Regions from separate parts of the Mus musculus genome. Here region 1 is linked to region 2. A link is a contact called in ENCODE Hi-C or POLR2A ChIA-PET data. All regions are on one chromosome and are shown on one strand. The core of a region is the stretch at or near the end of the contact, and the rest is flanking DNA. Distances in the headings are between cores, read along the strand shown.

Region 1 (5,133 bases), core at 2,179-4,678, 47 kb before region 2:
TATCACATGCATGCTCCCAAATACAGACATGTATTCACACACACGCACACACATACACACACACATGTGCAATGCTGTCTCACCCCACACTCCCATATTCACAGTTTCTCATGGAGACATGTTCATACATACACTCATTTATGGACACATTTGCACCTCTGCACTCATAACCCACACTCAAAATGTATACATGAATATAGTCACACACATGTCATATACATACACACATAAGCACATAGCTTCTCATACTTGGAGAATATACAGGCAAATTCACATTCATTGGACACAACTGCTCATACACACAAAATCACACCAGTTTACTTATTCCCACACACCCACTCACATACTCTCATATACCCACACTCACACACACAGAGAAACCCACTCCCATATTTTCTCACACACACACACACACACATTCTAACCTTGGTTACACTCATACTGCCACATAAACACAAAGGTACATGCAGAGACACATAAGTACACACACTTTACCACACTCGCAAGTGTGCACACTTCCATTTTCACTCTAACATTAGGTTAAGAACTTGGAAGTCGCCCCTACCTTTCTTATGCTAAGAAAAAGTTGAGCATGGTGACGTATACCTATAATCCCAGTCCTTAGAAGCTGGAGGCAGGAGGATTGTTATGAGTTCAAAGCCAGCCTGGGCTCCATGATGACTTCTGGTCCAGTGGGAGAGGGAGGAGGAGGAGGAGAGAGAGAGAGAGAGAGAGAGAGAGAGAGAGAGAAATAGGGAGGGAGGGAGGGAGGGAGGGAGGGAGGGAGGGAGGGAGGGAGGGAGGAAGGGAGGGAGGGAGGGAGGGAGAGAGAGAGAGAAGCTGAAATCCTACAATGAGTTTCAGATCCGCAGAGACTAGAGGTCACTCACAGGTAACTATGACTCTGAAAGCTGGCTTGGGGAAGGGTAGGGAATCTGAGCTCAGCCTAGCCTGCTGCAGGTGCCAGGAACTAGTTGGAAGGCTTCCAAAATCACAGCTGGAGGCCCTCTGAGGACCAGGGAGAGCCCAACCCTGAGGGACCCCTGAGTTGTGTAGGCTTTATTGGCAAGATTCTGCCTGGTGGGGAGGACCTGGGCTCCCTGAAGGGAAGGGCTGTAATCAAGAAGGGCCAGAGGGCCTAGGCAGGAAACTGCTCTGATCCAACAAGGGGAAGAGGGACACTTAGAAAAGAAATTCTTCTAAAGGCTGCCTCTCATGAACTGCCGCCCCGATGAATAGGCTGAATTGGATTGAAGGGCATCATCATATGTGTGTAGAAAAACTAGGAAGAATGTCACGACGGGGCTGGGGAGATGGCCCAGTCAGAAAGGGACTTTCTACACAAGCATGAGGACACATTTTAAAACTCGGCACGTGGACATTGTAATCAATTTCAATCAATGCTTGAGTGAGGGAGCAGAGACAGGAGGATCTCTGGCCACCTGGTAAGACAAGAAAGCCTGTCTTTAAAATAATAAATAAATAAATAAGTGTGGAACATGTAAGGGGTGGGGTGGCCCCTGGGGGTCAGGACACCACCAAACACCAGCTTCTTAGTACAACTCAGCACAAAGAAGATTTGTTATGCTGGAGGGCTGGGGGGGGGGGGGCCGAAGGGGGTAGGCTTGTTTGTGTCTGCATTAGGCAAAGGCATGGCCAAGCAGCAGCAGGTGCTTTTTCGTGGCTTTTTAAGGAGAAAAGGAGTCTGTGATAGGGAGAGTTGCTAAGTCTTGATTGAACATGTTAGCCAAATAATGAATTTTGATTGCTGGTCCTTAGTGTTTTGTCTCAGGAATGAACTGAACTCAAATAGTGTATAAACGCAAAGAGGGTTTTATTCTGCAGAAGTCCTGCCTGCTGGAGTCTCCTATTACCAAGATAGAGACTCTGAAGTGAGCATGCAGGCCTGATTTAAAGCACCCTAGGAGAATCCCAGGGTAAGTGTTTTACGCTATCTCTGAGGACATTCCATTACCGGGGTGTGGAGGCCACCTGGAAACTGCTGACCCATTGCCCTTGCTTCAGGTCAGGTGGTGGGGCAGTTTCTGATGGCAGGGCAGTTTCTGACTAGCTGCCTGAAGCCTGGGCTTTTAGGCCTAATCTCCTGAACTGCCAATTTGAAGCCGGTCATGGAGTCAGCCTGTCTCATCCAGGGTAGCTTTAGGAATGTAATCTAACAGTTTTAGGGAGAGAGAAAAGTAAAAGCCTGTAGACACCATGTTTGCTATGCTCAGGCCTGCTATCGAGCCAGCCCTTCAGAGAGCAATTGAAGAAGATGCTGGAATTGAAGAAGATGCTGTTGACTTCTGACCTGGGGGTGGGGGGCGTGCACGTGTGCATGCATACACACACACACACACACATGAATAGATAAGACATTTTTTTTTTTAAGTAAAAAGATGAGGCTGGAGAGATGTCTCAGCAATTAAGAGCACTTGCTGCTCATACGGAGGCCCTGGGTTCAGTTCCCTAAGTGCCTATAACTCTAGCTTGAGGGTCTCAGATGTTCTTCTGCTTCCTGGCTAACGTACTTATCTATGGGGAGTGGGGGTGGGGTGTGTGTGGAGCGAATGCTGTCACGGTTCTAAGAATCAACCTGTGTAACAGATGGGGTCAGAGAAGGTCACTCTCCCTACTTCCTCTCCCACCCCCGCTCAGTCTTCTCACCTATCGACTGTAGATAACAGCAACAGTCACAGATCCATGGTTCCAGGATTCCCTGGAATGCCAACAGTAGTGGGTGTGTCAGTCCCTTAGATGAGATGGCAAACAGCCACAGAAGTTGAGCATTTCCCTCACCCCTGTTTACTTAAATCATAATTTAAGCTTACTTTTGACTCCTAACACAAGGAAAGGGTTAAGAGACTAAATGTATTGTCTAGGAAATCCTGGTTAAAAAAAAAAAATTGGTCCATGCTCACTACAGAGGGGCTATCGTTGCACATGTGGCTGCAGTGTGATTCTGGTGTTTGTAATATATTTGCTCTGGGGGGGTGGCTGAATCCAGGAATGGAGAAGCCGTGGGCTCAGAAGTCATGGAGACGGAGCACCCACGACATTACTGAACATCCTCTTTTTACACTATCTCATTTGTTCTTTACTTAAACCACATGTGGCAGGAATTTCTGTTCTTTTACACATTGGGATTTGAGGTCAGGACAGCTCTGCAACTTGTTCCAAGGTACCTAGTCCATGCCTGTGGGTGGCCAGAGTCCATGTGGCCACAGGCTTTGCCAAGTGTTCTCCAGGTCTCTGTGGCCTGTTTCTGTAAGCCTGATTCTTACTGGGTTGTCGACCAAGTGTCCCACGCCCAGCATTTCCCACGCTTGGTGGCTATAAATAGCTGTTTTGTGCTGGAATAAGTCAAAGCCTTTTTCCCTCAGGACTGCAGAAAACACCCCACAGAGGGCCTGCAAAACACAGCTGCCCGAAGCGAACATAAGTAAGCTCGTAGCCATTCCCCCCTTCTTCTTGTGACATTTGAGAGCATCCCAAGCATTCATTTGGGAAGGCTGTGCTTTATAACTGATGTCACCCCTGGGTAGTCACAGACAGTATGATCCAAGAGGTCCTTTTGGGGGGACTCTGGTGACTTTCCAAAGGAGCTTGCAGCCTGGGAAACATCCTCAGAAAGAAACTGGTCCTGGAAGAGTTCGTAGGAGAACAGGACAGGCATCTGGGCTAGCCTGGTCCACTGCACAATGAGTGGGCTAGCCTAATCCACTGCACATCAAACATGGCCAGCCGCAGTTTCCTCTGCTTCCTGAGGATAGTTCTAAGTTTGCCATGATGTTCTTTCCATCTTTCCATGGCTAGAGGCAAGTGCTAACCATCACTTCTCTGCTGCTGGCCGTTGCAGAGATACTCACCTAGAGGGGCGGGGGGGAGGGGGGGTGGTACATGGGAAGTAAGCAGCAGGCCTCAGGGGAGCAAGCTCTATCAATGCAGTGTCTTTTCTCAACTTGTTTGTTCTGAGACAGGGTCTTCCCACAGAGCTCTGATTAACCTCGAGCTTAGGGTGACCCTCCTGCTTCTGCATACCTGCCCCCCCAAAACGTTAGGATCATAGGCATGAACCACGATGCCTAACCATTCTAGACTGTCTTTTAAGTTTTTTTCTTATTTATTTTGTGTGTGTGATATGTGCGTGCCACAGCATGTGTGGAAGCCAGAGGACAACTCTCAAGAATCTTTTTCATTTGTTTACCACACGATTCCTGGAGATTGGAGCCAGGACATGAGACATGTAGGCCCATGTCTTTACCCAGTGAATCATCTTGTCTGTTTCCATACCAGAGTGTACTAATGATAGCTTAGGTACAAGAAGGAAATGTGAAAATCACCACATGAGGGGTTGGAGAGATGGCTCAGCGGTTAGGAGCACTGACTGCTCTTCCAGAGGTCCTGAGTTCAAATCCCAACAACCACATGGTGGCTCATAACCTCTGTAATGGGATCTGATGCCCTCTTCTGGTGTGTCTGAAGATAGCACACTCACATAAAAGAAAGAAAAGGCAATCACCTGGGAGGAAAGTGGTTATCCCCGGGGTGTTTTCAAGGACATCCTGGCACTGCCCTGTTCACCTGCTTCCCAAGGCTGCTCTACCACAGACAGCAGTAGAGTCTCACTCTGAACACTACATTCCTGAGTCACTGGAGTCTGGGTGTGTCACGTGATCCCCTGGGGCCAATATGCACACTTCGGAAGGAGTTCTAAGGCTTCTTCACTGGATAAGGTTTGTAAAGCGCTTAGCCCACGCTAAGTGCTGCTTACGCGCAGCAGACCCTGGGTACTTCCTCTGCGGCTAAGTGACTTCCAGCTGTGCCGCTTAACAGGCTGGGTGTCTGCACAGTCTTCTCAGACTGGGAACTGCAGTTTCTAATCCCCAAAGTGAGAGGAATCATATGCGCTTCAGAGTCATCAGGACACTGAATGAGATAATGCATGAAAGTGTTCTTCGGATGCTGCCAAATGCTATGTAGTTGAAGTCACCAAGGCAACAGCAAGGGGTTTTTTGAGATGGAAAGTTGAAGCACCTACTACCAACAGCACCTTCTAAATCTCCCAGGAACTGTGTGCTAGCAAGTAGCTCCCAAGGATTGACAACCCTTTACACTGCAAAGAGCTGTGGC
Region 2 (5,515 bases), core at 906-3,405:
TGAGTGTTGGCGTAAGGAGGTCCTCAGGGGAGGGGCCTAGCTACTCATGAGCCTTCTGGGGCTTACAAAGAGGACCTAGGTTCTGTTCCCACGCCCACAAGGTGACTCGAACCATCTTGAATTCCAGATCTTGGGTTTCCGAGTAGTTTCCTTTGAACTTGTGGGACACCCAAGCACACACGTTGTATATATACATACACATACTTGCATGCAAAACACTCATAAAACAAACAAAAACTTTAAAAATCTTATTTTTTTTAAAACTATAACCAATGGTGGATATTTTAACAAAAGCAAAATTATACCCTTTTATCTGGGGATGAAACAGATCCAATTGAGCCTGAGGGTGGAGCAAACCAGATGAGGGCAGATGTGCTTGTTGGGCATAGAGGTATAAACTCTGCCACGATTATTTTGGGTTCCTTTCTAAATAATTACAGAAGGTCGCAGTGGCTCTGTATAACCCGATCAGAGGACACCCAAGGCTCGAAGGCCACAAGCAAGCTATGCTCTAGATGCCTCTTGGCCAGTTTTCACCCCAGAGCTCAGGACTGGGAGACCTAGCCTAGTAAGCATCCATGGGCAGTCCTTAGCCTGTAGCCCGTGGCCTTTCTCCTTTCTTCCCAGAGAAACACCCAGTGTGGAAAGACCTTCCAGGCTCCCAGGTGTCTGGCTGTAAGCCAAGCCAGTGTCCATGAGACCTTTCCTCATTGCATAGGGTGTCGGTTCCCCACCCCATCACCCAGTAACACCCCCCCCCCCCCACACACACACCCGTAGTTCCTCCTCTGCAGCCCCTATCACCATGGGCAGGTCAGAAGACACAGGCGGCCGTGAGCGATTTCTTTTCTTTTTCTTTTTCTTTTCTTTTTTTTTTTTTTTTGCTGGTTTCAGGCTTTTTTCTGCCTGAGTGGAGATGAAACATCACTCCTCCCACAGATGGGAAAGAGGTGCAGGTTGGGGTAAAGTGAGGGACACCCGATGCATCACACGTGCATCACGCCGGACGTTGTGTTGGGGGTGGGGGTGGGAGTGGACTCTCTAGGCTCCCACTCCTCGGGTCGGCGCACGCCACTTGCCTGCGCCCTAGGCCGCCGAGCTCTGCAGGGGCCAGAGGCGCGCACCCCACCCGACACACCCGGACAGAGCAGCGGCCGGGTCTCCTACAGCGCAGGGCGCCGCCCGCCCGCCCGCCCGCCCGCGTGGTCCCGTCTCCAGCGCAGCAGACAACACACACCCGGCCTGCTTTTGCGGATCAGGTGGGTCCCGCCGGGCGTCTGACACTGAAGCCACGCGAGGGCTTCAGTGGGGAGGAGGTGTGGGCGAGCGGGAGCGCCGCTATTCCGGCCCAGCCCTACCTCGGTCCTTGCTTTTGTCCTGGTCACTCGATCATTTCCTCTGTATCCACTTCTGAACTCTAGGCTCTGTCCCACCCTGAACAGTGTCGCTGCATCTGTTTGCTTACTGGGGTCTCCCGCCACCTTCCCTCGCTATCCGAATAGCTGATATTCAGGGCAGCACAGGGCAGCACAGGGCAGGGCAGGGCAGGGCAGGGCGAGTAGGGCAGATCAGATCCTGGGACCACCGGTACTAACCAGTGAGTGTAGAAAGCAGGAGGTGTCTTTTCCTACTGTAGTTAGGACAGGGCGGGTTGGCTCTTCTTATGGACAAGATGGAAAAGGGGTGCAGGTAGGGGCAAAGTGAGAGACACTCGAATTTGAGAGACAGACAGACTCCTAACAGTGAAGGAAGGACCAAGCCAAAATCAAGCCTGGGCAAAGTCTCAGGCACTAACTTTGCTGTGTTGGGTGATGGGAGGTAATCTCGTCACAACTTTTCAAACCACCTCGTTCCCACTGCAAGGAGACACCATCAAGTGTTTGAAGATGGCAGGGGAACCTCTCAACAAAACACACACACAAACGTTTTATTATTTTATATTTATTTTGCATGCAAAGTACTGTGTTTCATTATGGCATTTTCATACATATGCGATTGCACAAACTCTTGAAAATCATCCAAGAAACAGCAAAGCGGGAAATAATGTTGTGGGGGGGGGGCGCGGAGGAGAGAGAACAGAGACTGGAGAGAGTGCTGTCCTCCTTGCTGCGGGGGCCAGGAAGAGGCTAGGAGGGCGGGGATGTCAACGCCACTAGCTCCTCCCTCAGGAAGGACCCCAGGGACTCTTATTTTTGTAGTTTTGCTTGTCTGGGCCACTATCGGCCCCAGAACAGATCTGACTGCCTCTTTCATTCGCCCGGAGGTAGATAGGTGTGTCTTAGGAGGCTGGAGATTCTGGGTGGAGCCCTAGCCCTGCCTTTTCTTAGCTGGCTGACACCTTCCCTTGTAGACTCTTCTTGGAATGAGAAGTACCGATTCTGCTGAAGACCTCGCGCTCTCAGGCTCTGGGTAGGCAAAGGCGAGGGGGCTCGCCATGGCTCGGGTTGTCCAGGGATTGGGGCATCAGGACTACGGGAGTCTCTGCCTTTTGATAGTGCTTCCTTACAGTTATTTTTGGGAGTAGTTGCTTCTTCCTGATGGGAGCCGCGTGCGGGTCCAAGCTATCTTTTGCAAGTAACAGGTGTCTGGTGACTAAATGCAGGGCTGAACACTTCACTTGGGATTACCTGGTTCCAGGGACTTTGAGTATTGGCGCAGGCCCCAAATGGCCTAGGAGGGGTACCTGGAGACCCTGGCTCCTGCTCCTGTGATCTTACTACATAGAACCGATTCTTTTATTTCTACTTTCTGTGTTAGGAACGCCCCAAGAGGATGTTTTGGGGAGGCCTCCTGTCCCCATTCCCTGTGATTAGGGTCAGTTTTCAGTGGAATGCCTGAGATCAGAAGGCGGGAGATCAATTGATTACTGTCAATGGCCCCCTGTGGCTAAACTTTACCGGAAGCTTTCTCAGTCACAGAGCAGGAAAGGCCGCCTTGCACTGGCCATACTGACTCTGAGCAGCCATTTGCCCGGTTTCTGACACTTCTGAGCCAGGGGCTGACCATGGGTTTTATTCCCTGTGCACTTCTGGGTCTTGGTGAAACTTTTAGTGTACATGGGTCTCTTAGGTTCCCCAGCCTAACAGGATAAGCTTGGCACTGTTGGCTGGATTTATAGAGAAGGAAATCAAAGTTGGGAGAAGCCAAGTCACTGGTTTATGGGTGCTCAGGGTTTGGATTGAATCTGAGGTTGGAATGCACTCCAGCCAGCCTCTAAGGCTTGTGTGCTTCCTGTTTGTTTGTTTGGAGTGTGTGGTTTTGTTTTGTTTTGTTTTGTTTTGTTTTGTTTTGAGACAGGGTTTCTCTGTGTAGCCCTGGCTGTCCTGGAACTCATTCTGCAGACCAGGCTGGCCTCGAACTCAGAAATTCCCCTGCCTCTGCCTCCCAAGTGCTGGGATTAAAGGCGTATGCCACCACAACCTGGTTGCTCACTTTCTATTCAGCATCTCCCACCATGGCAAGAAAACGACTAAGGAACAGATGGCATGACTCTGGGGGGAAGGGCTGGGGAGAGTGGAAGGGAAGAGGTAGTGGGTGGGGCTGAGCATTTCAACAGGTGCAGTTCAGGTATAAATATTATTTTTTGAAGTGAATATGCTTTCTGATAAATAATCAGGGGTCTTTACAAGTTATTTACTAATTTTTAATTACACTCTAATTTACGTACACTAAAATACATAAACCGTAAGCATTCTTGGTTTTAATGAGTTGGAAGGTTTTTAGAGGGACAGTCCTTGTGTTTGGTCTAGGCTGGTCATTTTCTGAGAAGTGGCTGAAGTCTTGTGTGACAAAACTTTTGCCAGGGGATACAGCACACCTGTCTACTCACCTGGATAGTGAGTCCAGGGCAGACCAAAATACGGATACCACCAAAATCCAACTTGGCGGACCCCAGAGCTTTATTAATGTTATTTATGGGAATATAGGTGAGGGGTTACTTACAGAAGTATACATGACTCATGGATAGCTGTATCATCAAAGGACAGGTGACAAGTCACAAAAGCTGGGAACCTGGAGCATAGCCTTCAGATAATTCAATAGTTGGAGAGTACCCTTTCCAGGTAACTGATCTAAACCTGGTCTAGGCAGTCCAGCTGGTTTCTGCTTCTTCCAGGCAGCTGGTCTGGTCTCAGAGTCTTCTTTGCAGCTCAGCTTCTATCAGTCTGAGAGTAACTCTCAGTTTTTATTGCTTGCTCTTGTAGGGAGGGGCCTAGTGAATCTGGTCAGTTTCAGGGACTTCCTGGATCTGTTTTTTGGTTTTTTGTTTTTTTTTGTTTTTTTTTTTTTTGGTTTTTCGAGACAGGGTTTCTCTGTGTAGCCCTGGCTGTCCTGGAACTCACTCTGTAGACCAGGCTGGCCTCGAACTCAGAAATCCACCTGTCTCTGCCTCCCAAGTGCTGGGATTAAAGGTGTGCGCCACCACTGCCTGGCAGATCTAATTTTTCTTATTGTATGTGTTCTTTCCTATAATGTATCTAATTTTAATCATATGTCCACCTAGGGAGATTCTCCCTAAAAGGCTACTGGGTGGCTTAGTTTTGCCTTATTGCCCACATATTCAAAAGGCAGTTCAAGCTGGATTGGCGGTTCTGTTCTTCCTGCACTTGAATGGGAATTGTCAAAAGCTGGGTGCAGGTGAAGGGCTGAAGACTGCATAGGAGAGTAGTAGTGTGTGTATGTGTGTGTAGTGTGTGCAGGTGAAGGAACTAGGTTGTCAACTGCACTGTGGGATGCTAAACTGTCTCCTGTGCTTGTCTGCCCCAGACCAGCTTTAGGCATAGAGATTCCTGGGCTCCAGAGTCTTCTGTGTTATCAACTAGGGAGTTTCAGACTTGGTTCTTGTAGTCAACAATCTAGGCAGTTTCGGGAATGTTCCTGGCTTTACATATGACAAGGGTCACTGGATTAATGATGGTGCCGGTAGCTGAGAGAGAAGACAGGAAGGAGGGCAGAGAAAGGAATGAATTGCCTTCATTGTTAAGTGTTGCAGAACAGTGCTGGGAGGGGGTGGCTGTTGGGAGAAGGACAGGATGGGATGGAGAGGTTCCATTGGGCAAATAGATTACCAAAATACACAAAGAGAGGAGGACAGAGCGGAAGGAGCAGTGAGTGAGTTGAATCCCAGAAGCGGAGCCAGCAGGAACAGTGGCATTTTATAAAAATGACAATTACATTCATTGTATGTGGATGTGGATGGGTGTGTGCGTGCCATGGTGCCTGTGTGGAGGTCAGTGGGCAGTCTGTAGAACTTTGACCTTTCTTCCCGCCATGTGGTTCCTGGGACTCGAGCTCAGATGTTCAGGCTTCATAACTAGTGCCTTAGCCTGCTGGGCTAACTGGCCAGCCCAAGGAACCTGGTTTTCAGATAGTTTCCTGGCTGGCTTAGAAGTTGATACATGGACCATACTGGCCTTAAACTCATAGATGTCCACCTGCCTCTGCCTCCTCAGTTCTGGGACTAAGGACATACAGCACCATGCCCACCCAGCCGAAGAAGTAGGTTTTTGAGACAGGC

What was found. Hi-C counts contacts between places; a loop is a spot of excess contacts on that map. ChIA-PET counts read pairs that join two places held with the same protein, here RNA polymerase II (POLR2A).
Region 1: a loop to region 2 is called in a map of heart, with 3 times the contacts of the local background. The contact joins the enhancer-like site here to the promoter of Ggta1 in region 2. A Hi-C loop is called at or near these places in 17 of 37 maps with a recorded cell type or tissue (CH12.LX, T-helper 1 cell, T-helper 17 cell and 7 more). POLR2A ChIA-PET finds 5 or more read pairs at or near these places in 4 of 5 experiments (Patski and embryonic stem cell).

What each region holds. Positions count from the first base shown.
Region 1 is chr2:35,506,971-35,512,103 of GRCm38, reverse strand. No RefSeq gene overlaps it. Among named protein-coding and RNA genes, the nearest start is that of Gm35260, 4.7 kb to the right of the region's middle. Within about 2 kb of position 3,428, at least 1 of the 3 ENCODE cell types and tissues checked has a DNase peak (open chromatin) inside an H3K27ac peak, as active enhancers do; it is heart, where a contact is called at or near this core.
Region 2 is chr2:35,458,089-35,463,603 of GRCm38, reverse strand. Ggta1 (glycoprotein galactosyltransferase alpha 1, 3) reads left to right here and starts at 2,155. Exons shown (of 8, transcript NM_001145821.2): 1 at 2,155-2,409.